Regions from separate parts of the Homo sapiens genome. Here regions 1, 3 and 4 are each linked to region 2. Evidence: read pairs that join two places in POLR2A ChIA-PET (ENCODE). Cell type or tissue: HepG2. All regions are shown on one strand. Links, peaks and the distances in the headings refer to the core of each region. The heading gives the core; the rest is flanking DNA. Region 1 overlaps PLEKHM3 (pleckstrin homology domain containing M3). Region 2 has its middle 22 kb from the start of FZD5. Region 3 overlaps PLEKHM3 (pleckstrin homology domain containing M3). Region 4 overlaps PLEKHM3 (pleckstrin homology domain containing M3).

Region 1 (7,694 bases), core at 1,539-6,538, 56 kb after region 2:
ATTCACATCATTTCTGTCCCTAAGCCCCTGAGCTGGTGCTTATTTCAAGCACTGCAGGAAAACCACGCTCCACCGAAGAGGTTGTTACCTCAGGCCTCTGAGCTCATTCCACGCTGCCTCCCTCTCTGACTCCTGTGTCTTCTGCTACCAAGGGAAATTTGCTTGTCTCTTTGCAATCTAGAATTTGAAGATTTTCTTTCCAATCATTGATATAAATTGCTTTTCCCCCAGTCTTTTCATTTAAATTTCCTTTCCACCATCACAGATTCGCTTTCTGGAAAAAAACGTGGAATTTGGGGCGGGAGTGGTGGCTCATGCCTGTAATCCCAGCAATTTGGGAGGCCAGGGCAGGAGGATTGCTTGAGCCCAGGAGCTGGAGACCAGTCTGAGCAACATATTGAGATCTTGTCTCCACAGATAAATTAACCAAGCATGGTGGCGTGCATCTGTAGTCCCAGTTACCTGGGAGGCTGAGGCTGGAGGGTCACCTAAGCCTGGGAGGTGGAGGCTGCAGTGAGCCCTGATAGTGCCACTGCACTCAAGCATGGGCAGCAGAGTAAAACCCTGTCTCGAAAAAAAAAAAGTAGGACTTAACTCCATTCTCAAAGAACGGTCTTAAGATACTTCAACCTCCCAACTCTCAGAGCCACACTAGATCTTTCAGTCTAAGTTAAATCAGTTCAAGTTAGTGGCTTCCAATATTTCCAAGGCAGTCTTTGAATCAGGTTCATTATTTGTGTACTCTATTATGCTATTGGTTTTATAAAATAACAATTCATACATTTATTTTTCTTTTTTTTTTTTTTTTTGAGACGGAGTCTCGCTCTGTTGCCCAGGCTGGAGTGCAGTGGCGCGATCTCGGCTCACTGCAAGCTCCGCCTCCCGGGCTCACGCCATTCTCCTGCCTCAGCCTCCGGAGTAGCTGGGACTACAGGCGCCCACCACCACGCCCGGAGAATTTTTTTTTTTTTTTTTTAGTGGAGACGGGGTTTCACCGTGTTAGCCAGGATGGTCTCGATCTCCTGACCTCGTGATCCACCCGCCTAGGCCTCCCAAAGTGCTGGGATTACAGGCGTGAGCCACTGCGCCCGGCCTATTTTTCATATGAATTACTTTTTAATGCTACCTTCCCTTGTTTTCTCATCAAAAGGCTACAAAATTCTTCCCATTAAATGTGGTGGTGATGATCCCAACTACACATCAACCACCACAAGTGAGACTAGTTAAAGGTAGGTGGCAGAGTCCTTTGCCCCCCAGGTTGGTTTGTGGGTTCCCCAGATTTCAGGGCTACTGCTGTGACAACAGGGTAGGGCAGAAAGGGTACTGCTCTGGGATTCAGCAGCCTGGATCTTCCAGTAGCTCCAGGTGTGGTTTGGAGGGGGATTCCGGCCTTCAAGGAGGTGGGAGACATGGGCAGACTATTGCTAAGCTCCCCCTAGCTCTACAAAGGTTCGATGCTCTAGTATAATTTTGTACAGAGGGTTAACATGGGCTGCACCTTTCTCTCTATTTTAAGTGCTCTGAAAGCATCAGGAGCTGAAATGATAATTATTAATGGTAGCTGTAGATAGTTGTGAAGATGTTTCCTGAGGTAGCATTGTTAAGTGGTTTAAATATTCAGAATTCTGCAGGGGCTTAGTAAAAGTGTGATAATATACATTAGATACTTAAAAAAGATTTTTTAAAAGACAAATTTAATGAGGTATTACTATCTGTACTCCTATAATTAGTTGTATGAAAGAAGTCTTAAAAATAACAAACATGTATTGACAAAACCAAGATACTATTGTACCCTTTGTAATTCTAAAGCATAAAACAGTTCATTTCAGAACATACTGCTCAGTCTGAAAAGTCAACACATTTTGTTTGGAAAGGTAAATACTCCTTCTCTTCCCTATTGTGTGTTCAGGTTACTTATTTACAGTCCCATGGGGAAGAAAAAGCACATGCTAAAAACCGACCTAAAAGATGTTTTGAAAATGAAATTACCTGAGTAGCTTAGCAAAGCTCACATTTTTTACATCATCTCTCTCCTGACATTAAAGTCTCCACTGACCCAGTAAAACACATCCATCTCCAACATATGATAAGGATGTAAGCCATCACTCAATAAAGTCACATATCTCGGTAATGCCTACTTAAATAATGAATTTCCTGAAATCACTTTAAAAGCCATTTAAAAGAAAATATGTTAATAACTACAGATTATAGTTGAAATTACAGAATAAAGCAAACTCTCTATTCATTCATGAATTATTTATGGAGCAGTTACTAAGTGTTGTCTTAGATGGAGCAGTGAGCAAAATATAAAAAGTCTATTCCCTCATGGAGCTTACATTATTTCAAAACGGTGGACTGAACTGCAATTTGGATTTGTATCTAAATCCCTTTGGGTAAACAGAATAAAAATCAGCCAACTTTACGGAAAACATCATGACAAACTATCAAACACAAATACAAAATGCTGAGCAATGGAGCAGAAGCAAAGATCTTACTCCTTTTGTCAATAAAAGCTTAAAACAGTGCCATATGCCTGGTATGAAGGTCCAGCAGAGTGGTGGCTTGTCAAAGGTCACACAAATTAGTAGCTAGGAACGACATCGAGACTTCTTTGTTCCTAGTCCAGTGATCTTTTTGTTTTTTGTTTTTGAGATGGGGTCTTGCTCTGTCGCCCAGGCTGGAGTGCAGTGGTGCAATCTCAGCTCACTGCAACTTCCGCCTCCTGGGTTTAAGCAGTTCTCTGCCTCAGCCTCTCAAGTAGCTGGGATTACAGGCGCCCGCCACCACACCCGGCTAATTTTTGTATTTTTAGTAGAGATGGGGTTTCACCATATTGGCCAGGCTGGTCTTGAACTCCTGACCTCATGATCCACCAGGCTTGGCCTCCCAAAGTGCTGGGATTACAGGCGTGAACCACTGCGCCTGGCCCAGTGATCTTTTTATGGACTGGCCTGCCTGTGTTTATTCGATGGATCTTAATGATTTTAGAGCCAATTAAAATTTTTTTCCTCCAGCCTGGGCAACATGGTGAAACCCCATCTCTACAAAAAAAAATACAAAAATTATCTGGGCGTGGTGGAGAGCACCTGTAGTCCCAGCTACTCGGCAGGCTGAGGTGAGAGGATCGTTTGAGCCTGGGAGGCAGAGGTTGCAGAAAGCCAAGATGGTGCCACTGCACTCCAGCCTGGATGACAGAGCCAGATCCTGTCTCAAAAAAAAAAAAATTTTTTTTTTCTTTAAAAGTACCCATTAATATAAGTTTATAGATTAAATGTGACTATTTTTCTGGTTCTGATACAATGTGATAAAAAATGCTGGATATAAAATTATATATTCAATATGATTCTAACTATTTAAAAATACATATGTGTAGAAAAATGGAGAAATAATGGAGAATATTTTCTTTAATTTTCTGTACTTTTCAAATTTTCTATAATAAATATCAATTAGTTTTATAGTTAGAAAGTTAAAATGAGTTAAACGATGAACAATTCCTCTTTAAACAGCAAAAAATTAAGCTGTCTGAAATGCTTAAAGCTAAGATGATCAATACAATATTAACCAGATACCTAACTAGAAGCTTGGTAAGAAATGTGTCTAGGTGACAGCCATCTATTCAAGTGACCAAATGGCCTCAAAACACAATGGTGGCTTCAGCAGCTAGGACTGTGTTTATAAATGCACCATATTTATCAAGTGGCTTAATGGCATAAAGGGTCAGGTCAGCCCTGAGGTTTTCACAGAAGTCTCAGTTATGTTAGCAGACATTCTGAAACATTTTGACATGTGAATACAGAAGCCACCAGGCCAAGGTGAAATGTTATTTACCAAGTTACTCTTTGACTAAAGTTTAAAATCCAGAAAAACTAGCATTGTGCTGAAGAGTTTTCATTAAAGAAAACTGTCATTGACACAATAAACACATTTAAGAGTGGGCAGTCAGAGCTGAAGAAGGGTCAAATTCCATCTGGGGAGTCATCACCCTGCCTCTGCCATGCACACGACATGTGAGCTGTCTGGGCTTCAAGTTTCCCACCCCCAAAATGTCTAAAGGGTCCCCACAGTCCCTTCTATCTCTATTAGTTTATAATTCTAAAACACAAGCGAGAGTCTGGTCCTCCACCATTGGTATTAGAGAACCACTGAGAAAGTTCCTCAAAATGTTCCTCTTCAACACCAGAGAAAGAAAAGAACGATTAGAAACAAACAGCTCCTCTGAAAAGGTACTCTACAGAGGAGCAGAAGTTTCCTTTAGCTGCTTCTAGGATCCCACACCTCACTGCAATACTCACTGAGTGGCTGCTTCCCAAGAAAAGCCACAGAAAGGAAATATCATTAAAAAATGGCATATACATTGGGGGAAGCTACTCCCTCCCTGAAGACCGGCCTAGCCAAGGCTGTTGTTCTCTATTGTTGAACAGGATGTAACAAGACTGCCAAGCGCAGCCCACAAACCTGCTAATTAGGTGCCCTGACAGTGTTTGTTTTGGAACCATTTACCAACAAAGGAATGTGTCAGGCTGATTAGGGAGAAAAGGGTATGTAATGTATGTGTATTTGAGTCCAGATGAGGGCATAATCCAGGTATTTAGTCTGTTTGTGCAAGGACTCACAAAAACAAAGGCCGAGCAAATAGGAAGCCACGGGGAAAGCCCAGCTTCTGGGCAGTGCTTCTCTCCCCTTCTCCTCTGGAGTTTTGTTCCACCTGCCTCCATCCCCACCCCTTCCCCACCAAAAAATTTTGCCTAAACACTTAACATGAAAGTCTCTTTCAAAAAGTGACAAACTACAGCTGGTTCCTCAGAAAAATGAAAGAGTCTTTGTAAGGTTACTGACACATCTGGGGCTTGATGGTTTTTTTGGCAGGTAAGTAAGTGACAACTTTAGGCAAAATCATCTCCACATTCAGCCTCCATGGAGCCTTCTCCATGCACTGTGCCCAGGGGCAAATCTAAGGGCAACAGGGCAACAGAAAACACAGCTCTTGATGGACTGATTGTTCAAGCTGTGCTGAGAACAATTAGGCATCTCAGCACCATCTATGGGAAGAAGTAGTTCCACATTTTATAATAAAGCAGGTTCCTTCTTTTTAAACAAGCCTTTATATGGTTTGAGTACAATTAGGCATTTGAAGCTTCATGTGTACATGAGGCTTAAAGAAGGGAAGAAAGTGCCAAGGCAAAGAACAAAGTCCATGCCCCAACAAGTTTAGGTCCTCAGGAGCAGGGTGGTATGGATTGCAGTGAAACGCAAAATGACAAAGACCAATTCAAAACGTTGAGCGTGTTGGGAGGAGTCTCCATGTTCTTCAGGACAAGCTGGACATTTCTGAAGTCCGGCCAGATGGATGAAAGCAATGGGGCTTGGACTAAGTTTCATGGGAGGCTGCCTTTTTTGGTAAGATTACCTGACAAAATAGATTTTAAAAATGAAAAAGCGGATAAACCCTGTTAGAAGCTCATCTGCTATGCACTTTTCCATGAGGCTGATGTTTGTTCTCAAGACTGATGTAGAAAATATTCTTTAAATGTGTGCAGACTGGCTGGGCGTGGTGGCTCATGCCTGTAATCTTGGCACTTTTGGAGGCCGAGGCGGGCGGATCACTGGAGGCCAGGAGTTCGAGACCAGCCTGGCCAACATGGCGAAACCCCATCTGTACTAAAAATACAAAAACTAGCCGGGCATGGTGGTGCACACTTGTAATCCCAGCTACTCAGGGGGCTAAAGCTGGAGAATCGCTTGAACCCGGGAGGTGGAGGTTGCAGTGAGCCGAGATCCTGCCACTGCACTCCAGCCTGGGCCACAGAGCGAGACTGTCTCAAAAAAAAAAAGTGTACAGACTAGATGTAGTAGCAGAGTATGCTAACTCAAGTGGTAAGCAGGTAAGATTTTGGTGTTAATAAGTTCAATGCCCTGTGTGCCACCATTATTTCTTAGAAGAGGGGATGGAGTGGTCAACTACTTGTGCACAAAGAAAAACTGGCAAGCAATGTCCAGCCTACACCTCTGAATTCCAGTGCTTTAAAAAACAACCCTTTTTAGAAGAGTAACCACAGAGCTGCCGATGCCCTACTAACAAAGGAAGAACACCTCCTCTGATGCCTTCCCTGGTGTTAGTGAATGTTGCTGACCAGGGCAGGCTTATGCTGTCATCAGTGAAACACCTTAAATGGTATGTCAATTGCTTCAACCTTATATAGAAAGCTTTAGTGTTACCTCAGACTTGTGTTATGCTCCTCTATCTTTGGAGGTGTTTTATATTCCCTTAACTAATTAGTTTATTTAAAAAATGTTGTCAGTGTTCTTATGAATGCATATATACTTAGGCAAGCTTAAACCAAACAGTAAGTATTTATGTAACGCTTAGTCCATTTCGTGTTGGTAAAACAGAATACCTGAGACAGGGAAACATTTTTTTAAAAGTTTATTTGGCTCCTGATTCTGGAGGCTGGGAGGTCTAGGAAACATGGCACTGGCATCTGCTCAGCTTTTGGTGATGCCTCGAGCTGCGTCACAAATGGCAGGGAAGTGGAAGGGGAAGCAAGCATGTGGAAAAGGACCAAACACAGGAGGCAACTCGCTTTCTAGCAACCCCCTATCACCAAACTAACCCAATCCCTCCAGAACTCATCCATTCCTGTCAGAAGGAGATTAATCCATTTTAACGACCTCATCACCTCTTAAAGGCACCACCTCCCTACACCTCTACGCTGGGGACCAAGCTTCAGCAAGATTTTCTGGGGACACACCATATTCAAACCATAGCAAATGCCTACCAGATGGAGGATACCAACACCAGTTTTCAGTAGAATCTTCTCATAGAATACTCACATTTAAATACAGTGCCAAGTGGCATAAAGGTCACAAAGTCTTTAAGTACAATGTTCTTCATAGTGAAAAACCTAGGAGGATGACTTACATGTCACATGAAAAACTCACGAAAGCCAAATGGACAGGACAGAAATGATGGAACTGATTTATCACAGTTGGTTTATTTTCTAAGTCCCATGTTAAAAATGCATGCTGAGGGTTTTTAAGATGAAGTGTTTATGTACTTGTAATCTCGAAGCATTTCAAGGTTCAGAAATAGCATCTCTGCAGAAATGTAGAAAGCAGGATTGTCTCCTTAGCAGCATTAGGAAAGGGATCTTAATAACGAGAGAAGATTAGGGATGTGTAAAAATGTCAGAAAGAAAGCTGCATAGGAGGCAATTTAAGGATTAAAAAAAAATCTAAGTCCTGGGTCATTTTGTGGATTTATGTGACTTTTTTGCTTTTATATTCATTGTTTTCCCTTAAATCATAGAGCAGTGTCAGCCTAATCTTCTGATTTGTAATTCTTAAAAGTTAGAGCCCTTCCTGGCCAGGCACAGTGGCTCACGCCTGTAATCCCAGCACTTTGGGAGGCCAAGGCGGGTGGACCACGAGGTCACAAGATTGAGACCAGCCTGACCAACACGATGAAACCCCATCTCTACTAAAAATACAAAAATTAGCTGGGCGTCGTGGCACGCACCTGTAATCCCAGCTACTAGGGAGGCTGAGGCAGGATAATTGTTTGAACCTGGGAAGCGGAGGTTGCAGTGAGCCGACATCGCGCCACTGCACTCCAGCCTGGTGACGGAGAGAGAGACTCCGTCTCAAAAAAAAAAAAAAAAAAAAAGGTTAGAGCCCTTCCTTCTTATTCTCAATCA
Region 2 (7,694 bases), core at 1,334-6,333:
CACTTTATTTACAAAAACAGGATTCAGCCTGACTTGGCCCTGCAACCACAGTGTGCCACCCCTGCCGTAGAACCATGTGGTCCAACAGAAACATGATGGGAACCACATATGTAATTTTCCATTTCCTTGTAGTTTAAATAAAGGTGAGATGAGATCAATTTCTTTCTTTCTTTCTTTTTTTTTTTGAGATGGAGTTTTGCTCTTGTTGACCAGGATGGAGTGCAATGGCACGATCTCAGTTCACTGCAACCTCTGCCTCCCGGGGTTCAAGTGATTCTCCTGCCTCAGCCTCCCGAGTAGCTGGGACTGCAGGCATATGTCACCATGCCCGGCTAATTTTTTTGTATTTTTAGTAGAGACGGGGTTTCACCATGTTGGCCAGGATGGTCTCAAACTCCTGACATCAGGTTATCCAACCACCTCAGCCTCCCAAAGTGCTGGGATTACAGGTGTGAGCCACTGCACCAGGCTGAGATCAATTTCAATGTTATGTTTAATGTTCAACGTTATGTTTAATTTAACCCAATATACCCAAAATATTATTTCCTCACAAAATCAAAACATAATCAAATAATTACTAAAATATTTTACATTCTTGTATTTTACTAAATCTTCAAAATCTGCTGTGTATTTTATACACACGGCACATTTCAATTCAGACCAGCCACATCTCACATGTTCAATAGGCACCTGTTGGACAGCTGAGCTGTAGAATCTAGATTGTCAGCGGGTACAGTGGCTCATGCCTGTAATCCCAGCACTTTGGGAGGCCAAGGCAGGTGGATCACGTGAGGTCGAGAGTTCGAGGCCAGCCTGACCAACATGGAGAAACCCTGTCTCTACTAAAAATACAAAATTAGCCAGGAGTGGTGGCACATGCCTGTAATCCCAGCTACTCGGGAGGCTGAGGCAGGAGAATCGCTTGAACCTGGGAGGCAGAGGTTGCCGTGAGCCGAGATAGCACCATTGCACCCCAGCCTGGGCAACAGAGTGAAACTCTGTCTCCAAAAAAAAAAAGAAACTAGATTGTCTTTGTAAGCATATAATTACACACACACACACACACACACACACACACACACACACACACATTTGTTGTTGTTGTTGTTGCTGTTGTTGAGACCTAGTTTCACTTGTCAGCCAGGCTGGAATGCAATGGTGCAATCTCAGCTCACTGCAACCTCCGCTTCCTTGGGTTCAAGAGATTCTCCTGCCTCAGCCTCCTGAGTAGCTGGGACAACAGGTGTGCACCACCACACCCAGCTAATTTTTGTATTTTTAGTAGAGACGGGGTTTCTCTATGTTGGCCAGGCTGGTCTCGAACTCCTGACCTCGGGTGATCCACCCACCTCGGCCTCCCAAAGTGCTGGGATTACAGGCGTGAGCCACCATGCCTGGCCAATTACATATATTTTTAAAAACAAAAGTAGTATAATAACTTTTTACTAAATAATCTTTCTTAGAGATCTTTCCCTACCATTCTACAAAGATCAATTTGTATTTATTGGGCCAATTATAACATTCCATTGTTTAGATTTATCATATGCTATTTTGTCAGTTCCCTACTGATGGACATCTGCATTGTTCCTAATTTTGGATTGTTATTCAAAATAGTGCAGGGATTGTCCTTTTACATGTAAGTTTTGGCACTAGGCTGGGCGCAGTGGCTTACACCTGTAATCCCAGCACTTGGGAGGCTGAGGAAGGTGGATCACTTGAGCTCAAGAGTTCAAGACCAGCCTGGGCAACATGGTGAAATTCTGTCTCTACCAAAAATACAAAAAAATTAGCCAAGTGTGGTGGTGTGCCCCTGTGGTCCCAGCTACTCAGGAGGCTGAGGTGGGAAGATTGCCTGACCCCTGGGGTTGGGGGGCAGAGGTTGCAGTGAGCCGAGATCTCACCACTGTACTCCAGCCTGGGCAACAGGGCGAGACCCCATCTCAAAAAAAAAACACAAAAAACCAAAACTTTGGAACCTATGGGAGTATATCTTTAAAATAAATTTTTTGTAAATTGAATGCTGGGTCAAATCTATAATGACATTTAACTATTTACTAGCAATTGCCAATCTGGAGGGCTGAAATTCTACCTTGTTTTCCTTTTTTTTTGAGACGGCGTCTTGCTCTGTTGCCCAGGCTGGAGTGCAGTGGCAGATCTTGGCTCACTGTAACCTCTGCCTCCCAGGTTCAAGCAATTCTCCTGCCAGCCTCCCAACAGCTGGGATTACAGGCACGCACCAACATGCCCGACTAACTTTTGTATTTTTAATAGAGACGGGGTTTCGCCATGTTGGCCAGGCTGGTCTCGAACTCCTGACCTCAAGTGATCCTTCTGTCTCAGCCTCCCAAAGTGTTGGGATTACAGGCATGAGCCACCGCTCCGGCCTCTTGTTTTCCTTTGTATCTCCAGCATGTTGGCACTCCATGAATAATTGTTAAGTGAATAGATGGCTGAAAACCTCCCAACAGAGGTGTAGGGGATGAGGAAAGAAATAAGTAAATACAATGGAATACATGGAACAGTTAATGGCATATTAAGGAGACACAAATTGAAACCCCGGAGGTCATGTAGTGAAAGATGCTTGTTTAATATTTCAACAAGCTCCTCTGAGCTCAGCCCAGTTCCTACCCTCTTCAGAAAGCCTCTAGGCCTTGGGCCTCAGGCTATGGCATTTGGGGTTTCCCTGGAAAAGTGCTCTCTATCAGTGTGAATATCAGTCTACCCTGTTGTGAGCAGGACAGAGTGGAGCAGGGAGAGGGGCAGTTGAAGTTTCTACCATATCCCAGGAACATCAGGAAACCCCCTGCTCTGCAGAATCAGATGGACTCCCAGAAGGTTGGGAGTCCCATCTGTGGAGGTCTTTCACACCAGCCCACTGCCCTTCTGGAATAGGGGAGGCTTTCTCCCCAAGACACAACAACTTGTCACCACCATGGCAAGGAAGGTTCTACTCTCCAGTGGCCAAGCACATGGCTAGAAAATCTGTCTACAAAAACCTGAACTTGTCTTGAGGTCTCCCTTCCTCCACCAGTTGAGAACTCTCCCCTGGTACTATCTCTCAAACCAGTGCCTCTGGCCACATTCCCAGCCTTGCCTGGTCCTGTCCAGCCACAGCTAGAGCCTCCCGGCTAGCCTCCCACCCATCAGTGTCCCTTGTGCTCCAGTTTTTCCACTCCCCAGCCAAATCCTCATCCCTAACATCATGAAACCTGGCTTTTATGCAGCACCCCTAAGAAGGCAGGGTCTGGCTTCTGTGCCTTTCTCAGAGCCTGCCCTGGAGATTAGCATGTAATCACTGTTAAATAAAAGGACAAAACAATCACTGGATTTGCAAATTGAACAATTTGCTATCCAAGGTCTTCCTTATGGAATAATTCATTGGACAAGTACTATCAAGTGCCAGTGATATGCCACGCACTGTGCCAGATAAACCTGAAGGACAGGGTCCCTTAAATTCATGGAGCTCATGATCTCTGATCCATATCTAACACTTCCCTAAACAAATTATTTTCACAGCTCCCCAAAAACATCCATGGATCGTTCTTTACTTTTATTCAGTGCAAATGTTTATTTCAGCACCTATGATGTACTAGCATGATGCTAAACTATAGCTTTTAATTTAGTCCTCAAAAGACTCCTCCAAGGAAGGTAGCACTGGCTCCACTTTGTACCTGGGGAAAATGAGATGAGGTAACTCCCAGTTCCACATCTGCCCACTAGCAAGTGGAGTCAGCATTCCAGCCCAGGCCTGCCTCTCTTAGCGTCCAACCCTGTCCTCCTGGAGCTCTATTACCTGGCAAGAAGTATTTGACCCTCCAGGGATGGGGGCATTCCAGTCCAGATAAACACCTGGAGCCTAGCAGGCATTCACTGGTGTGGGGGGTGGGGGGCGGGGGGGCAAGAGGGGTTGGGCGCGGTGGGGGTGGCTGGGGGAGCTGTTGCATTTGACTGGGGAACTGGAAATAAAGATATTGAGAGAGAAAACCGGGAGAGATGGGAAGTTGCTGTTTGCAGAGTTTCATGAATTGCTTATCTCTACATCCCCAAACCTTAGTCCTCAGCATTTCTCATTGTCACTTCTAATAACACATTTCCTTATTTTATTATGGGACTGCTTTATACATGTTGCTGAATGGAAGCTCCCTGAAGTGCCTGGATGTTAGGTGGCTTGTCCAAGCTCCCTTGGTTAGTAGTGGGCCGGGACTAGAATCCAAGCTTACTTTCCAGATTACATAGAAGGAGGTGCAGAAGACCGGAATCTCCTCCCCCTTCCCCCCCTCCCCCCACCCCCCCCCACCCCGCCACAGCTCAACTGTGAGCTGGAGGCTGAACAAAGACAGAACTTCCTGGATCTAGATGAGTCACTGGTTTGTTCTTCCCTAGCCACCTCCAGAAAGCCATGCTGAACATGCCATTTTCCTCACTTGGACTCAGTGGTGGGGAGCCTGACCACGTCTTCTCACCTCCAAGACGGGGCAAGGAGTTGGCTAATGGCCCAGCTTCATTCCTGGGGCATCTACCTTTGAAAATGTGTGCTCCTACTTGGAGCTCTTTAGCATGACTGCTCTCTTTACACATGAGGGGACTGGGGTCCTGAATGATTGACTCACCAAAGACAAAGTCAGTCCCAGGAGAAGCGAGAGCTGGCTGAGGTCTTACAAATCCAAGTTCCTGGTATCTCCTACTCTAAAATGCTGCCGCCTCCCATTCCAGCTTATATTTTCCCCCAAACTCTCTTTGCCTCCATTTTGTCCAGGCAGTGAATCTTGAGGTACTGAGTGACAGGAAGAATGTGGAAAACAGTCAGCTTTAATCCAGCCATTCTGCTCCTAGACATTCACCCAAGAGAGGAAAAACACCTATCTTCAAAAAGACTTAGACATGTTTTTTTTTTTTGTTTTTTTTTTTTTTTTTTTTTTTGCTGTGTTTGTTTTTTAGAGACAGAGTCTTGCTCTGTCGCTCAGGCTGGAGTGTGCAGTGGTGCGATCTCAGCTCACGGCAACCTCTGCCTCCTGGGTTCAAGCAATTCTTCTGTTTCAGCCTCCTGAGTAGCTGGGATTACAAGCGTGTGCCACCATGCCCGGCAAATTTTTGTATTTTTAGTAGAGATAGGGTTTTGCCGTGTTGGCCAGGCTGGTCTTGAACTCCTGACCTCAGGTGATCTGCCTGCCTCACCCTCCCAAAGTGCTGGGATTACAGGCATGAGCCACCGCACCCGGCCTTTCTCTGTATTTTTATTTGTAATAATCAAAAACTGAAAACAGTCCAGGTGTCAACTGACAGATGAATACGCAAATTGTGGTAGATCCATGCAACAGGTTATTACTCATCAATAAAAAAGAACAAACTAGCCGGGCGCAGTGGCTCGTGCCTGTAATCCCAGCACTTTGGGAGGCTGAGGCAGGCAGATCATGAGGTCAGGGGTTCGAGACCAGCCTGACCAACATGGTGAAACGCCATCTCTACTAAAAATACAAAAATTAGCTGGACGTGGTGGCCCACACCTATAATCCCAGCTACTCGGGAGGCTGAGGCAGGAGGATCGCTTGAACCTGGGAGGCGGAGTTTCCAGTGAGCCGAGATCGCGCCACTGCACTCCAGCCTGGGCGACAAAACAAGACTCTGTCTCAAAAAAAAAAAAAAAAAAAGGAACAAACTACCGATCCATATGACCGCATGAATGAAGCTTAAGAAATTATGTTGAGTGAAAGAAGCTAGAGACAAGAGTACATGCCATATGACTCTGCTTACACGATGTTCTAGATCATGCAAAACTAGAAATCAGGTCCATGTTTGCTTGCAGGGGCTGGAAGGATAGGAAGATGCACAGAGGACAGAAGGAGAAGACGATTACTTGGAAAGGGGCATGAGGAAAGTTTTTTGGGTTCATCTTAAAAATGTTCCATATCCTGCTTTTTGGGTTTTGTTTTGTTTTGTTTTTTTGAGACAGAGTCTCTCTCTGTCGCCCAAGCTGGAGTGCAGTGACAGGATCTCGGCTTACTGCAACCTCTGCCTCCTGGGTTCAAGCAATTCTCCTGCCTCAGCCTCCTGAGTAGCTGGGATTACAGGCTCCCACCACCATGAACAGCTAATTTTTTGTATTTTTAGTAGAGACGGGGTTTCACCATGTTGGCCAGGCTGGTTTTGAACTCCTAACCTCAGGTGATCTGTCTGCCTCAGCCTCTCAAAGCACTGGGATTACAGGTGTGAGCCACTGTGCCCAGCGAAAAATGTTCCATATCTTGATAGGTGTGTAGGTTACACAGATGTAAGCATTTGTTAGAACTGACCAAATTGTACACAAGATCTGTGCACTTGGATATCATAAGTTCTAACTACATTTGAAAGATGGGGGAAAAGGTAGTACATGACTGTTGCAAAACTATATAGAAGTAAAGAAGTAAGCAAAAATTATTCCTTTTTGGGGGGCGGGGACGGAGTTTCACTCTTGTTGCCCAGGCTGGAGTGCAATGGCACAATCTCAGCTCACCACAAACTCCGCCTCCTGAGTTCCAGCAATTCTCCTGCCTCAGCCTCTGGAGTAGCTGGGATTACAGGCATGCGCCACCACGCCCGGCTAATTTTCTATTTTTAGTAGAAATGGGGTTTCTCCGTGTTGGTCATGCTGGTTTCTAACTCCAGACCTCAAGTGATCCGCCCACCTTGGCCTCCCAAAGTGCTGGGATTACAGGCGTGAGCCACCGCACCCGGCCAGCAAAAATTATTCTTATTTCCCCATATTCAAATTTCACATCTCTGAGTTAACTGCTATTCATTCTTTCATGCAATAACCTTCCAGAGACCTTTTCTGGGCATATATGAATGTAATTCTGTGTAATGGGCTCACCCTGTACCTCACACTGTAACTGGCAATGGGAGAGGAAGAAGCTACAAAATTGAAAACAGCCGTTTCTGAATCTCAACAATTTCCTGTTCTTCTGTTTTAATATTAACTATTTTTCCATGTTAGAGCCCTCAGAAAGATTTTGTGGATGCCACTAATGGGTAAAAGAACATTTTGAAGATACTGTTTTTTTCTGAATTGTTTTTCTTTTGAAGAGCCACACCCTTCCATCCCACCTCATCCCAGGCTCCCATCTCCTCAGCCCCCTCTTCTTTCTTTCTTTCTTTTTTTTTTTTAGACGGAGTCTTGCTCTGTCACCCAGGCTGGAGTGCACTGGCTCGATCTAGGCTCACTGCAATATCCACCTCCCAGGTTCAAGTGATTCTCCTGCCTCAGCCTCCCAAGTAGCTGGGTCTACAGGCATGTGCCACCGTGCCCGGCTAATTTTGTATTTTTAGTACAGATGGGGTTTCTCCATGTTGGTCAGGGTGGTCTTGAACTCCTGACCTGAGGTGATCCATCTGCCTCGCCCTCCCGAAGTGCTGGGATTACAGGCATGAGCCACCATGCCTGGCCTCCCTCTTCCTTCTTGACATCTAAGGTGACACTGTCTAATCCCCATTGCCTATTTTTCCATTTCTTTTTCTTTTTTTTGAGACAGAGTCTTGCTCTGTTGCCTAGGCTGGAGTGCAGTGGCACAATCGTGGCTCACTGCAACCTCCGCTTCCTGAGTTCAAGCAATTCTCTTGCCTCAGCCTCCCGAGCAGCTGGGACTACAGGCGCCTGCCATCGTGCCCAGCTAATTTTTGTATTTTTAGTAGAGATGGGGTTTCACCATGTTGGCCAGGCT
Region 3 (7,694 bases), core at 1,751-6,750, 110 kb after region 2:
CTTTTCTTTCCCCACCTTTGCCCTATTATTCCTGCCTTCCAACCAGTGGAAAGACATGGTAGAGTTTCAGAAATGGTGGTGGTTGGGGTGGGGGGGTGGGGTTTGTTTTGCTGCCAGGTGGATTTGATAGCAATTTGCCTCTAGAAATAGAGAATGTGAGTGCTGGGAGAAAACAGTCCAATTTAGTGGTTCAGAGTGTGTGCCCATTTCTCTAAAGAAGGGAGTCCTTCCACTGCAGAAGCAATCATGCAGCTGGCAGTATTCATTCTTCTTTCTTTTAATACGTTTGAAACATTTCACACAAAATTGAAAAAACATAACAAAACAGGATGTGTACTAGAACAGGACAGCTTGGGTTTGAATCCCAGCTCCTCCACTTTAGCTGGACGACTTTGTGCCAGTAAATCTCATTGGTGAAATGTGGATAATAATAGTACCTATTATTATAGGTCATTATATAGGGCTATTGTGTGGATTAAATGAGATAATCCACGTAGATTTAGGACAGGGTCTGGCCTAAAGTAAGCACTCAATAATAAAAGTGAGTAACATTTTTTGAGCATATACTAAAAGGGAGCTATTATTAATCTAATTATTTAGTACAACCTTCTCATTTTACAAAGAAAGATTTTAAGCAGCAGAGGTATTTTGTGACTTGCTAAAGGATAAACTGTTGCTGTCATCCTGGGTCGTGAGTTTTCTGGCCATCCCTCCCTCTCTCCTCTTGGCTAAGTGCTGTAAAATGAGAGTGAACCAGGCAGGCCCCTTGCCTTCAGTGAGACTGCACCATACCAAGTCAGGGATGGAGCAAACAGGCTGAGGATCCTGGCCCTGTCAGCATATCTGCCTGTCTGCCAGATGATCAGTCCCTGTCCCCAGCAGGCAGGAGGCAGAGAAAAGAGAAAAAGGTGAAACTCAAATCCGTAGTTTTATTACCCAAACTCAAATCCGTAGTTTTATTACCCGTGATTGCCTAGCCTACTTTCTCTCTGTGCCCTTGACCTGTGCTCTAGCCAAGAATCCTTTCACAGTCTCCTTCCCCTGATTTCCTTTGTTGTTCAGCTCTAAAGCTTCCCTTATGGTGCCCCATTCCCTTAATGTCCCTTATAGCCCAAGTTCTTAAATAGTTCCACCTCTTGGAAACCTCAGCTGCAATGGGCTCTCTGTTGTTAGCCCAAACACAAATGCCAACTCACAGTTCACCAGATAACCTGACTGGTGCTGCCCGTTTTAGGAGGAAACCCGCTAGGTGGCATATTACCTTCTGCATGTTCTTACTGGCCAACTTTTGTTTACTGGGCATTATTTTAACTGCCACTGAATTGTAAGGTATTAAGACAACAATTTGTCTTTAAGGAAAATATAAAATCAGTATATTTAACTTGTTTTAATAAGCTGTCCTTCAGATCATATTTGTCAAAATGCTTAAAGCTGTTATTTCCTGACAAAAAGTTGAAATAGTTGACCTTTGGCAAATGGAAATCCAGCCATTTGTCAGTTAGAACTGAAGGTGCTGAGCCTACACTCAGCGACCTGGCTCTCATTCCAGGTTCCTTGCTGCACCCAGAAGCCTGGATACTTCGTGCAAACTGGCTGGGAGCCCCCAGAAAGCAGATACACGCAGAAAGACTTCCACAATTTCATCACTTCTCGAGCTCTATAAAATCACAGAATGAGGGCCCTAGAGCTGGAAGGGGCTGTAAAGATTGTTTAATCCAATCCTCTCACTTCACGAATGAAGAAACTGGGATTCGAGAAGTAAAGTAATACAGTTTCCATCCAAATACATGCCTGTGGTCCTCTTCCTGGGAACTGATATAGTTGCAAGGCCATAGCCAGAATAAAAAGTGACCTAAATGGGCTGTACTGTATGAAATTGTCATCTAAAGATGCCATACATCTTTAACAGAGGTTAACAGGATGGAAAATAATCCCTACCCGGGTTAAGTTAAAAATCCATTTTTTAAAAAGAAAGAAACTCAGCTTTTACAAAGTGATGAGAAATGATAGGGATTGGAATATTTTCAGAGGTAAGCTGTGCCTCCACTTCTGACTAAGACTTAATGGAACAAATGCATTCAGGGAGATGCATGGAATTTAAACACAATTCAACATCAGTTAATTCTAAGAGTAAAGGCCCTTCGGTCCAGTTCCCTTCCACCTCAATGTTAAAGGAAGCTAGAAAGCCAATTACATTCACAGCAGGGCCTCTCCCCTACTGCAAGGGAAGAATGTACTGCAAATTCTATGTGTGCTTTACAAGCTAGTAAAACTATAATTGCAGGTGGGAAGGAACATGGCGTCTCTTTGTTTCTGCCAACATTTCAGTCTGGTAAGCTTCTCTCCGCAGCTGTAGAAAGAGTGTGGACTCCATGGTTTTCTTTAAGCACAAAAATGTGTACTCCAGGATTCTACAAAATTTACAGAAAGACTGCTTTTTGTTAAAATTGAAAAGACGTCTGTGCATAGCCCACCAAAAGGTCATGCATTCTTGCAAGAAACAAGTGGCAAGATTCAGAGGGTAGGTAGTACCACTCACTCAAGCGCAGGCCTAGGGAGAGTTCCTTGGCTCAAGAGGGTGGGGGCTCTCCAGGTGCAATTCCCCTATGGAGCCACTGGGGAGGTCTGGTCTAGGATCATCCTGGAGGCAAAAGGAAATGAAGCTATTCTGCATTCCCTACCAAGGTGCTGCTCCATATGGTGACTATATAGCTGCAGCTATAGCAGGTTTCTATGGCCTAGATTCCCCTACGGAACATGAGGGGGAAAACTGAGACATAGCAAGCATTGCTTTTGTGGCAATGGTTGTGGTTTAGTGTCCACAGATGCAGTGTCTTGATGACGCTGAAGAAAACTCCCAGGAGCCGTTTATACAAGGTCCACACCTCACAGCAACACTAATAGCAATACTCTACCCCTAGTAAAGTGCCTATCTCCTAAGCCCTTAAGTGTCAGGCAAAGTTCTAAGTGCTTTATGCATACTAACTCTAAGGCCTCACAACAACCTTCGGGGGCAGGTACTATTATTCTCACTTCAGAGATGAAGTGCTTAAGGCACAAAGAGAAGTGACTTGCCCAAGGTCACCTAATATTTCTGGGGTGAGTCGGCATTTGAACATAGACAGGCAGCCTCCAAAGCTGCAGTGTGTGACCGCTGCAGCGGCCAGCACCTCTGCAATGCCCAATGTTGGATATCATCATCCCTTAGGAGACCTTTGCTCCAGGCAGAAACTCCATCCCATGTTCACCTCACACTGGCGTGCTGGCCTCCTAAAAGCTCCTGACAGCCATCTTAATTTTGATTTCTATTTAATTTTCTACCTCACAAAGCAATGTCAGGGTGAGGGAGTCTGGTGATACCTTTAGAATATGATTTATCAACCAACAGCTTAAGGGAATGTAGGGCTTCCTTGCTGCCACCTGACCTTTGTCTTCAGCCTTCCTAATGTTTGCATTGCTGCCCTGACCTTGCAAAGTGACCTGGAATAGCTTGGCTGTTTCCTTGTGTGTGTCCACTTTCAGAGTCCAGCTGTCAGCCTGTGCAAGTCTGCCAATTAGTATCTCAAGGGTTTGGGATGGGGTCTGCCGCCTTTTGAGGAGCACAATCTAACACTAACCTCCAAATTCCTTCTCGTAATTCAGCATTCATTAGTTTGACGGAACAAAAGCAGGCATTCTCTATTATAAAGCAGAGGTCAAAACTGGTGGCTGTGTTTTGTTTGGCCTGCAGAGTGTTTAAATATTGAGAAATTTCACATAAAAATACAGATTTCCGGCTTCTCTTGGAAAACGGGAAGAGCAGACAACTCTGGGGCTACTGAGTAACAGCTGCCCCTTTCAGATATGGAAGCTCTCTCTGGTTCATCTGCACAACCTGTCTCCCCTTGGGCCTGCTTCAGGGACAGATGCCATTTGCCTGGTCTCTGCAGGAATACCAATCAACATAGCTCTATTCTAGAGCCAGAATTCCCTCCTTTAAAACGTGAAATGGACCAGGCGTGCTGGCTCACGCCTGTAATCCCAGCACTTTGGAAGGCTGAGGCGGGCAAATCACTTGACCCCAGGAGTTCGAGATCAGCCCGGGCGACATGGCGAAAACACATCTCTACCAAAAAACCCCACAAAAATTAGCTGGGCATGGTGGTGCAAGCCTGTAGTCCCAGCTACACAGGGGGCTGAGGTGGGAGGATTGCTTGAGTCCAGGAATTCAAGGCCAGCCTGAGCAACATAGGGAGACTCCTACCTCTATAAAACATTTTAAAAATCAGCCGTAGCGTGGTGGCGCGTGCCTATGGTTTCAGCTACCTGGGAGGCTGAGATGGGAGGATTGCTCGGGCTCAGGAGGTCAAAGCTGCAGCCAGCCATGATCATGCCCCTGCACTCCAGCCTGGCCAGCAGAGTAAGAACCTGTCTCAAAAAAATAAATAAATAAAATAAAATAAAATAAAATTCCAGGAGCAAATGTGTTGATGGTTCACTAGGCTTTAGCCGGAAGTTCAAATAAAAGCCAAACAACAATATGAAAAGCTGCCTCCATCAGCCTTCTAATGTTTCCTCACAAAGATGGGTGTAATATTGTTGAAAAGCTGCAAGTTCCAAATATGGAGGGAATCGCAGGCCACTATCACATGGAGACAATGATGTCCGCTAAGACACATGTGGCAATGCTGTCTTCTGAGGTTGCCATGCATCCTGGTTACATTTCTGAATTGGGTGAAGTGCTGGAAACCTCCTCAGCCCTCAAACATCTGAATAGATAGTGCCTTCTGGTTATCCTTCTAGTCCCTTGAAGACCAACTGTGGGTGTGGTGGGATGGCTAGTCCAAGGCATCAAGGGATGAAATTCTACTGGACATCACCAAGTGGAACAGAATCATGAGCAGCTTTGACTACAAGTTCCTGGCACACAGACAGAGTGCAAGAGTTTGACCATAATCAGTAAGAATCTAGTCCGTTTCTGAGAAAATGTGCCCTTTCAATTTCAGGGGTAACATGGCTCCTGATACATAGTACATGCTTAATAAATATTTGCTGAATGAATAAATGAATAGGGAGAAAACACCCAGCGAGGGGCTTGGTGACAGAGTTGGGCTCACATTTCAGGTGCACAGGTGGGATGGAAAGATTTAAAACTCAATTCCTCGTTCTTGCACCTCAAGGCACATCCCAGAATCTTTCATTTCTGAGGGAAGTGAAGCGATACCGTTTTACTCATTCTACGAATGTTTTGTTGAGACAATTTATCAGAATAATCCTGAAGCATGCAGACAGTGTTAAGAAATGTCACAGTTGGTAGTGAAAATTTTCTTTAGCTTGCCCCCATGGAAGAAACACTGTAGATCAGATCATTAGAGTGGTTTAAGGTTACCATGGCCTCAAAGTTCTCTTCCTAGTCCTCTCTCTCTGGCTCATGATTATGGGCCAAAATTTTAACTTACAGTCATAGCCTCTAGGAAGCCTTCCCTGATGGCCAAGTTACTGGGTGTTCTGGTTACTATTACTGCAAAACAAATTACCCCAAAACTTAGTGGTGAAAAAAAACCAACGAACAAAAACCTAGTGGTGCAAAACAACCATTTTATTATGGGCTCACACATTTTGTCGGTCGGTCAGGACTCCAGGAAGGACACTGTGGAGATGGTTTGTTTCTGCTCCATAATATCTGCAGCCTCATCTCTAGCCTAGGTGAGAAGACTTGAAGGCTAGCAGCTGGAATCATGTGGGGCTGTCTTCACTCATCTCTCTGGTGGCTGATGATCGCTGCCAGCTAGAACAACTACCATATGAGGCCTGTTCATGTGGTTGTTCTATGAGGGCTAATCTGGACTTCCTTACAACATGGCCACTGGGTTGCCATGAGTGAGCATCTCCAGACAGCACCAGGTTGGAGCTATATCACCTTTTATGACTTGGCTTTGGAAATCACATGGCATCACTTCCATAGTCACAGACCTGCCCAAATTCGGGGAGAAGGAACACAGATCTCACTACTGAATAGGAGGAGCATCAAAGTCACAGTGTAAGAAAGACATGTGGGATGGAAGATACTGTTGCAGCTATTTTTGCAAAATACAATCTGCCACACACTTGGTCAGATGTATTCCCCAAGTACCCTAGGTTCAACTCCGCTGACTTCAACAATGCCTATCTGCCTCTCTCATCAGACTGTGAGCTCAGTGAGGGAAGGAATTGTGGCTTAATCACCTTTGCCTCCTCTGTGGCTAGCTCAATGATTGGCACACAGAAAGCATTCAATCAATACACACTTGTTGAATCAAACTGAATAGAAATGAAGAACCAGAAAGACTCCTGGGGCCCTTTCATGATGGCTGTTGGTGGCATAGGTTTCTACCACTGGCAAGACCGATGCTAACCTTACTCTATATCTTTAAGTAAATGTTCTTTGAAAACAGGCCCTCACTTCGTCAGTATTATGATTACTCTTTTAAAATAGGAAACAACAAAAACCCAACAACAACAACAGCACTCAGATGACTGCATGCCAAGGGACTCCCAGGAAAGTGATTTCAGCACTGACTAAACACCATCCAACTCCACAGCTGCAGCCTCAACCGGTATTGTTGTCTCTACCTGAGGGGCTCGAGTTGGCTCCTGGAATCCTTATCTCAACTGAGCTCCTTCTCACCTGGGCAACAGGGCTCTCTATCCACCACTCACAACACACAGTCATCTTTCTGATCTGGCTTCCACAAAAGGCAGTGACTTTGTCCTTAGTGCCGCACATTTGCTGCCACATCCCGTGCCGAGCTCCCCCGATCCTTCAATCATCTGTGGATCAGGTTAGATTTGGCTGTAGTGCCTGGGTCTGCAGAACAGAAAAGTCAGCTTGCATAAAGAACAATCTGCACCAGCACCTTGCTAATCACCTGCTTTAACCCACTCAGCTAACTGGCCCCATCACCAAAACACCAGAAAACTAGTAGTTATGCTCAGCAGGTAGTAAGGACATCAAGACTGAAAGTGAGAAGTCAGAAGACCCAGCTCCAGTCCTGGCACCTAGCAGCAGTTGTCACTCTTCCCGTTCCCCTCCCTGTACGATGTGAAACACACTGGGAGACCGAGCATGAGGCATGAACTGTTCGGCACCCACTCAAGATACACCTGCTCTCTTGAGAAACAGCACTTTTCCATTTGCTCTGCTGCCTGTCTATCAAAACTTCAAAGGATAACACTCAATCCCTTCCTCCTCCCCAGCAAGATCTTAGCCTGTGCATTCATTTTTTGAAAACCCACTTGCTTAAAAGGCATAATTTGTTCCCCAAATAACTTATAGTCCTCTTTCCTAGCTCATTAATTGGTTGGAAGAGCCGTGGCTAAAATAGTTAACAGAGATTTAGTGATGTTTTAATGGAGGCCTCGTTCCTGTCTCGCCCCAGATTATGTTCAGTGGTTTCTGAAGGCAGTGCCGGCTGCAGCGGACACAGGCACTTGCCATGGAACAACACAGGCGAGCTGTCACGCTTTGTTTTTCTGCTTGTTAAATCCGAATGCTCCTAATTAGTTATCCTCACCACTAATGCCTGGGTGGACAATGGTGTAGGGATCAGGGCTGCTGAGAAGCTATGAATACAAGTTCCTTGGGCTCCTGAGGCTTGGGACTGGTGACTCGGTTGTGGGCACTGAGGCGCTGTGTTCCTGTGAGCTGTGGATTCAAAGATGTCAACCCCTGTGTG
Region 4 (7,694 bases), core at 932-5,931, 140 kb after region 2:
ACTCGGGAGGCTGAGGCAGGAGGATCGCTTGAACCAGGGAGGTGGAGGTTGCGGTGAGCCGAGATGGCACCATTGCACTCCAGCCTGGGTGACAAGAGCGAAACTCTGTCTCACACACACACACGCTCATAAAAGAAAAGAAAATTATTGAAATAAGGTGATGAGAGTAGAGACAAGGGGGATGGCAATGGGAATGAAAAATAAGGGAAGAATTTGGCTCTTAGAGAACCTTAAAGCAAAACTTTTGGACTATGTCAAGGTTCAAACTAGGGGAAAATAAGGGAATAATGTCATGATTAACTGAAACATACCTGACCACATGGATATATATACATACATATACATACATACACACGCACGCACACACACACACACACACACACACATATATATATATATATATATATATATTTTTTTTTTTTTTTTTTTCTGAGGCGGAGTCTTGCTCTGCCTCCCAGGCTGGAGTGCAGTGGCGCAATCTGAGCTCATTGCAACCTCCGCCTCCCAGGTTCGAGCGATTCTGCCTCAGCCTTCCGAGTAGCTAGGACTACAGGTGCATGCCACCATGCCCTGCTAATTTTTGTATTTTTAGTAGAGACAGGTTTCACCATGTTGGCGAGGCTGGTCTTGAACTCCTGGCCTCAGGTGATCTGCCCACCTCGGCCTCCCAAAGTGCTGGGATTACAAGTGTGAGCTGCTGCGCCTGGCCCACATGGATATATTTTTCAGGGAAAAAATAATTTCAATTTGAAGTGGGGATGTCCAGTACGCAGCTGGACATAACAAACTAGTGAGTGATCTCCTCAAGGAAGAGTGCTGGGCCAAACGTTGTCACCTTATAGTCAGTGTCGATTTACAGAGGGACCATGACTCTCTCCCTGCAGATGACAACAAAGTGCCCTGATAAGGCCAGGTGTGGCAGCTCATGCCTGTAATCCCAGCACTTGGGGACGCCGAGGCAGGTGGATCACTTGAGGTCAGGAGTTCAAGACCAGCCTGGCCAACATGGTGAAACCTGTCTCTACTAAAAATACAAAAATTAGCCAGGTGTGGTGGCACATGCCTGTAATTCCCAGCTATTCAGGAGGCTGAGGCAGGAGAATTGCTTGAACCTGGGAGGTGGAGGTTGCAGTGAGCTGAGATCGCGCCACTGCACTCCAACCTGGGTGACAGAGAGAGACTCTGTCTCAAAACCAAACCAAAACAAACAAACAAAACAACAACAACAACAAAACCAAGTGCCCTGAGAAAGGGGCACCTTCTGCTAGCTCACATAAAGTTGCCCCATTGGCTCCTGTGAAGGCTGGAGGATTATGCAGAAGGGCAGCCGAGGTGTTGGGTATTCCTAGCATTAGGGAGCTGGAGGATGTGGAGGCATTGAGGGCAAGGAGAAGGGGGAGACTCGGACAGGACAGAGTGCAGAGAAGGACAGGGAGAAGGAGGTCTAGGAGAAATGGTGACCAACAATGCCCAGGAGGCCAAAGAAACAAGGGCCTCAGGAAGTCAAGGTGTCAGAGGAGAGTGCAATCCACAGCCAGCCTGCAAGGGGCCACGTCAGAAGTGAGTGGGCAAAAGGGAAATGGAGACAGTTCTGAGTGCTTAAGATGGGATCTTAGGTGGTAGTATGAACAGGGTTGTTTTTTTGTTTTTTGTTTTTTTTTTTTAGTGAGAGGGCAGGTAAAAAAATTAGAGAGTATGACATTAATTAAATATGCTAGAAGCAGGGAGGGAGGATTAAGGGGCATGGTCCCTGAGGGATCCGGGTAGATCGCTACTGATGGGCCAGAGTCCGCATCTCATAACTTCTACTGATCCTGTGTGCTCTGCACAGAAAGGTGTGGCAATTCCCTGAATCCCAGGCTCTTGGATGCCTCCAGGCTCATCTTCCTTTTGCCTCTTCTCCCCTGTTCACCTCCTGGCTCCTCCTGAATTATGATCTGCTTAAAATAAAAGTTATAGCAGCTAATATTTCCTGAGAGCTTGCTCTGTTCTGGGCATTAAATCCCTGAATCCTCGCACTTTCCTTATGAGGTGGTATTGTCTCCAGGTGAGAAAACTGGCTCTGAAAGCTAACAGAGACAGAAATGAGCTCTGAGCTCAGGCCGTCCAACTTAACGCAGAGTTTATAATAAACCACCTCCATTTGTGTCCTCACTTTTTTCTTTTTTCTCAGTTTGCCCCACCTGGGCTTGGTAACCCAGCTCTAATCTTCAGCTTTGTGGTGAGGCTGCTGCTCCAGGTAATGGTCCCTCCCTCAAATCACTGTACCGCAACTGCCTGAGGGGCGCATTGTAATGGCCTAGCCCAAGCCTTAGGACACCCCAACACATCTTCTGAGGAACTTTGAAGTCGACCTGGTGTTATTTCCTCTAGTTCTACAGGACTCTTCATGTCTGTCTTTTGAGAGAACCACATCTAGACATTCGGCATCCTTTGAGATGAACTTCCTGACCGAGTTACGGATCTAGTATCTGAGACATCGACAAACTCTGTTCTTAATATTTAATTACATGGCCTTGGGGTTAAAACCTCGAATGCCTAGGCCCAGGGAACCACCATAAACGAATTAAATGGGCTGGAGATGAGAAAAACAGGGCAGCAATGTGTTATATGCCAAGTGGCACTGGGTTTGGGGAGACAAACTAGAGCAGAAGAAGTTATGGCAAAGTGGCAAGTCAAGTGTCTAAAGCTGATCTCTGCTACACAGAATGAGGGAAGTTCTGTGTAATCAGAACTCATTTCCCAAGAGAAACCAGAAAGCTTCACTTTGTGTGTGCATGAAAACTCCTGATTTTTTTAAAGTTGGCAACTATTTCACAATTTCAAAACTTTGTGGGGCCATCCCTGTGAGGCCAAACAAAACATGTCTGCTGGCCAAATCTGGCCTTGAGGTGACACATTCTACCGTGCCTGTGTGTGACACATCCTGCTGTTCCTGTGTTCAGCAAGAGCTGAGGCTCTTCCTAGCAGTTCTTAACGTCCCTCCCAGAAATTTCCCTAACAGCTGCTGATCCGGATGTGTCCTGACATTGCCATGTATGCCCAGATTTTCCACAGAGTTCTTCATGCACCTTCATGTGTGGACACTGTAAATAATTCTTCTCATGAAAAGTTAACTAGACCTTGAACTAATTCAGCAGGACCGCCATCTGGGAGTCCTCAGAAACAGTGAATTGTCAGCACTGTAAACATTTTAAGCTTCGGGGAGGACACTGACTTTTTCTAAACTAATCACCCCTGCCAGTCAAGATGTGCAGTGTGGGTTCAAGAACAAGGCGTTCATTTAACAACAATAACAAAAACAGTGAGGATGAATACCGGACAGCCATCATAATGAAAGGCCTAAAAGCAAACTATGACTTCCCTAATAAGGCGACGGCCAAAGCTGGCTCCCTGGCGGTCGAGCGCTAATACAATTAATCAGTCTGTTTTCAGTTTTCTCACGACAGCAATATTAACAGTTTGCTTTATTCTGTTTATATGGTGCTGACAGGTCTTCGGCATGTTGCGCCTACTTGCTGGAGATTAATGGCCACTCTCATATTGAGGTAAAAACCAGGCAGGAAGAGAATGCCTTTTACGACTAGATAAGAACTGGATTCTCTTGCTTTTTTTTGTTCCCCATCAACTCCTCCCTCTTTCAGTTTCTATCAGGGATATATGAGATTAGTTAAGTCCAGCAAGTTCACCTCACTGTTTAAACTCCCCCACTTTAGATGTCGTATCCTCAGGTAAAACAAAGGGAGCCTTAAATATTGATTTTGGATAAACTCATTACATATAAAGGTATTGGTGACTAACTTTGTTTTTAAGAAGTCAGATTCAGCCTGGGCAACATGGTGAAAGCCCGTCTCTACTAAAAATACAAAAATTAGCCAGGTGTGGTGGCATAGGCCTGTAATCCCAGCCACTCAGGAGGCTGAGGCAGGAGAATCGCTTGAACCCAGGAGGCAGAGGCTGCAGTGAGCCGAGATCATGCCACTGCACTCCAGCCTGGGCGATAGAGTGAGACTCTGTCTCAAAAAAAAAAAAAAAAAAAAAGAAGTGTGGCTGGCTGGGTGTGGTGGCTCACACCTATAATCCCAGCACTTTGGGAGGCTGAGGCAGGCGGATCACCTGAGGTCAGGAGTTCGAGACCAGCCTGGCCAACATGGTGAAACCCCGTCTCTACTAAAAATACAAAAATTAGCCAGGCGTGGTGGCACATGCCTGTAATCCCAGCTACCCAGGAGGCTGAGGCAGGAGAATTGCTGGAACCTGGGAGGCAGAGGTTGCAGTGAGCCAAGATCGTGCCACTGCACTCCAGCCTGGGTGACAGAGCAAAACTCCGTCTCAAAAAGAAAAGAAAGTGTGGCCTGGCTGCAGGAAGTATGGACACCCTGGCAAAACTCTTGGAGATTATTTCACTAAATAGTCGTATTTCAGAATAAATCATCCCTGGTTGTTTAGTGGCTAGAAAAACAATTTTTTAATAATTACATTTTAATTAAATTTTTTAATAAAAAAGATTTAAAAAAAATTCAATAACATCCCCCCTCAACTTACCCCTTCCCTCAAAAGCCGTAAAAGTACTATTTGTTACTAGCACACTTTTCTCTGCCTCAGGTTTGAGAGAAATGGTAACCCTAAACAATATTTTAACAACATGTAAGTATAGGAAATCTAAAATAACAAAATTTAAAATAAAGCAGTGCTTCCTCAGTTTCTGTAGGAATCAATGTCTCATTGTTGGCTTGTAGGCAGACTGCTCCACCCATTTTATGAAACAGTCACATGGAGAAGCAAGCACTGTATAAGCAGAAACTACAGGCCTGGGCCCAGCTAGCTTTCCATCCACTCTCCCTTGCTCACTCCTTTCTTGACATAGCAGCAGGAAAAGAGGATTAATTCTAGTAGAGAAAATAACAGGTGGTGGCTTTTAAGTGGAATATTTTATCAAATATTTTTAAAGCCAGATATAAGAACAGTCTAGGATAAGAAAGTGATATTAATAACAATAATAGTATTTACTGTATGCTTAGTATGTCCAAGCACTGTTTTAAGCACTTCAGTTGTGTGAACTCATTTAATTCCCACAAGGGAATGCCTTGAGAGCAAAGTAATAATTTTTGCCGGAAGGGCAGGGTATTTGAGAGTAGAACAATATACTGGGTTAGACTTGGGCAGATCTTGAATTCTATACTTCTATTTTAAATAATTTATCTAATGCAAAGGTTGGATTGAAGAGGGAAGAAATGTTAGGCTAGTTAGAAGGACACGGCAATAGCCTTGAGATTCTCAACCAGGGTAGTGTATTAGAAGTAAAAAGGAGAGGAAAGATTTGAGAGTTATCTCAGAAACAGAACCATCTAAATTTTTTGGACTGATTTGACTGCTCTTTCACTCATTTTCTTATTCACTCAACAACTATTTTTGAGTGTTTTGGATGGGTCAGACATTGCGCTAAGTGAAAAATAGGAAGGTAAGAAAAAGAAGACTCTGAAGATGATTCCCTCCCCAAAACTGAGCTACTAGCTATTACTCAGTGGTCTGAAGTGACACTTAATATACATCCATCCCTCCTTCCATCTATCCATTCAGTACTTACTGAACACCTACCTTGTGCCAGGCATTGCATTATATAATGGTTATGAACAAGTCCAGGAAAGAAAAATATAGGGAAAAGGGAAAATGAAGGGGAAAAATGCTGTCTTCATTCTCATAGCTTTGGGAGTGCCTTGTTTCTAGAACTCCCATTTCTTTCCTGGTGGTCTGGCCATAAGGCACAGTACATGGTGGTAAACCACCAGACTGCTGGAATTGAGTAGAGATTCTTAGTCATCCATATGAGGAGAGGACCTTCTATTTAACTTCTAAATGTGTGCCCTGATTTGGCATATTTTAAGCAGAGCAAAACATTATACCATAAAGGTATCTAACATGATTCCTATGTAGAGATTTTAATATTGTCTAGAAATACAGGCACAAGAAAAATAAGCTCTGAGCAAAGCCAAAAGGTACTGAAAATAATAGAACATACTTTGAACATTAAAAATCTTGTATCTGGTTTAGTTGGTAAATTAGTTTGAGACATATAATTCTATTGCCTTCCAAGGAAAGCCCTGATCTTTTAAAATTAAGATCTGCCTAGACTTTATAAGAATAAATCCTGACCACTTTCTGTGCTTTCTGAAAAACAACTAGGTAATAGAATGACTACCACTGAGAAGTATTTTGCTTTATGGCAGCTGTCTTTTCATTATTATTTTATGAGAGCTTGTCTAGATATTATATATCCTTTACTATCTACATTTAGTTCTTTTTTAGATGCCCGGGGTTATGTCAGTTTCTTTGGATCTAATTGGATCTCAAAACTCCATCACTTCAATACTTTCCAAAAGTTCTTAGGCAGGTAGGCTTACCTCCAAAAACATTTAACATGACTAATGCATGCTGCTGGTCATTTCTATTAAAACAAAAAAATTAAAAGGTATTTTTAGAGACTTATGAACGCCATCAACAATTATTTCAAGTATAAGCTAGTTTGTATATGCCAAGGGTGAGACTTTAAATGCCTATAAAATCTGTCTGTAAAAAAGGAATTTTATGAGAGCAGGCACATTTTACTTTCAACTTTAAGGATCTGAGCCTGCTTTGGACTTGGTGTTCTATGAACTATGAGCTAACTAAGTTACGGGAAAGCAGCCTGCACCCACGGTAAGATGAAAAGGCAGAATCCTGGGCCTGTGCATTTTAATTATAGCTCTACTGCCTGCATCATTGACCAAGTTTGGGTATTTGTTTCTGTACAGAAAATAAGATTTGAGGCCCACACAGTGGCTCACACCTGTAATCCCAACACTTTGGGAGGCTGAGGCAGGAGGATCGCTTGAGTCCAGGATTTTTAAGACCAGCCTGGGCAACAGAATGAGTCTCTGTCTCTATTCTTTAAAAATAAAAATAAAAAAATAATAAATATATAAAATAAAATAAAATTTGAATAACCATTTACTTATTTCCCATTGAAAATGCTTTTTAGTTATGAACTATTTTAAACATGCTTATTTTTTGCTGATGAGAAACAGGAATTGAAATTGGGAAAAGTATAAAATACTACATAAGTGACCAATATAGATATTTCCATGATTATTATCTCAAATTAACATATTGGTAAGAGAAGCCTTCACCGTCCTGGGCACTCGATCCATGGGTGAAAGCCTTCAGTAACGGTGAATGTTATTTTCATTTTGCTTGGCTTAACCAAATGGGGACCTTGGAGTAAAAAAAGTAAAAAGATGAGCCCAGAGAGAGGCTGGCAGTGGAGAGGCGGAGGGCGAGCCACAAAATTAGAGGCGGTCCGTGCTGGAAAGGCCCTTTGGAGATAATCTCACCACCCTCCGTGGGCGGGAAAGAAAAACAAACGGGAGCCGTCTGAGATTTATGACTCTTACCTGCGGCGGAGATCCTCTGCCACCGCTGCCCGGCAGCTGAACAAATAGGCTCGGAGCGACTTCAGCCGCTGCCGCAGCCGCAGCACGGCGGCCAGCGGCTCTGCGTGGTGGTACAGCATGGCGTTCTCCTGCTGGATGTCGATGAGCGGCTCTTCGTACACGTACTCCAGAAACTCCTTGGCCTGCTTCGACACCTACAAAACAAGCGTCGTCAGTCAGTCCTGGAGAAGCACCTGGCTCTCCACACCTGCTCAAACTAGGAAC

What was found. Peaks named below come from ENCODE experiments on the same cell type or tissue, not always from the same donor. Only the 100,000 strongest peaks of a DNase experiment are listed, where the experiment ranks them.
Region 1: POLR2A ChIA-PET joins it to region 2 with 26 read pairs; 10 of 35 experiments call an interaction of 5 or more read pairs at or near these places.
Region 3: POLR2A ChIA-PET joins it to region 2 with 12 read pairs; 3 of 35 experiments call an interaction of 5 or more read pairs at or near these places.
Region 4: POLR2A ChIA-PET joins it to region 2 with 13 read pairs; 6 of 35 experiments call an interaction of 5 or more read pairs at or near these places.

Annotation. Positions count from the first base shown.
Region 1 is chr2:207,843,512-207,851,205 of GRCh38, forward strand. The region is part of intron 7 of PLEKHM3 (pleckstrin homology domain containing M3); the gene reads right to left. Among named protein-coding and RNA genes, the nearest start is that of FZD5, 77 kb to the left of the region's middle. RefSeq lists enhancers at 1,844-1,988, 5,662-6,161 and a cis regulatory region at 1,909-1,922. In HepG2, for the core only: a CTCF peak has its summit at 4,621; DNase peaks (open chromatin) are centred at 1,900, 2,540, 3,820, 4,510 and 2 weaker places; H3K4me3 peaks cover 1,940 bases.
Region 2 is chr2:207,788,010-207,795,703 of GRCh38, forward strand. No RefSeq gene overlaps it. Among named protein-coding and RNA genes, the nearest start is that of FZD5, 22 kb to the left of the region's middle. In HepG2, for the core only: no CTCF peak of the experiment used is centred there; DNase peaks (open chromatin) are centred at 3,732 and 4,362.
Region 3 is chr2:207,894,482-207,902,175 of GRCh38, forward strand. All of the region lies in intron 6 of PLEKHM3 (pleckstrin homology domain containing M3), which reads right to left. Among named protein-coding and RNA genes, the nearest start is that of PLEKHM3, 130 kb to the right of the region's middle. In HepG2, for the core only: a CTCF peak has its summit at 2,621; DNase peaks (open chromatin) are centred at 2,630, 3,190 and 3,640; H3K4me3 peaks cover 460 bases.
Region 4 is chr2:207,923,496-207,931,189 of GRCh38, forward strand. It overlaps PLEKHM3 (pleckstrin homology domain containing M3), which reads right to left. Exons shown (of 8, transcript NM_001080475.3): 5 at 7,431-7,624. Among named protein-coding and RNA genes, the nearest start is that of PLEKHM3, 98 kb to the right of the region's middle. In HepG2, for the core only: no CTCF peak of the experiment used is centred there; DNase peaks (open chromatin) are centred at 2,946 and 4,776; H3K4me3 peaks cover 323 bases.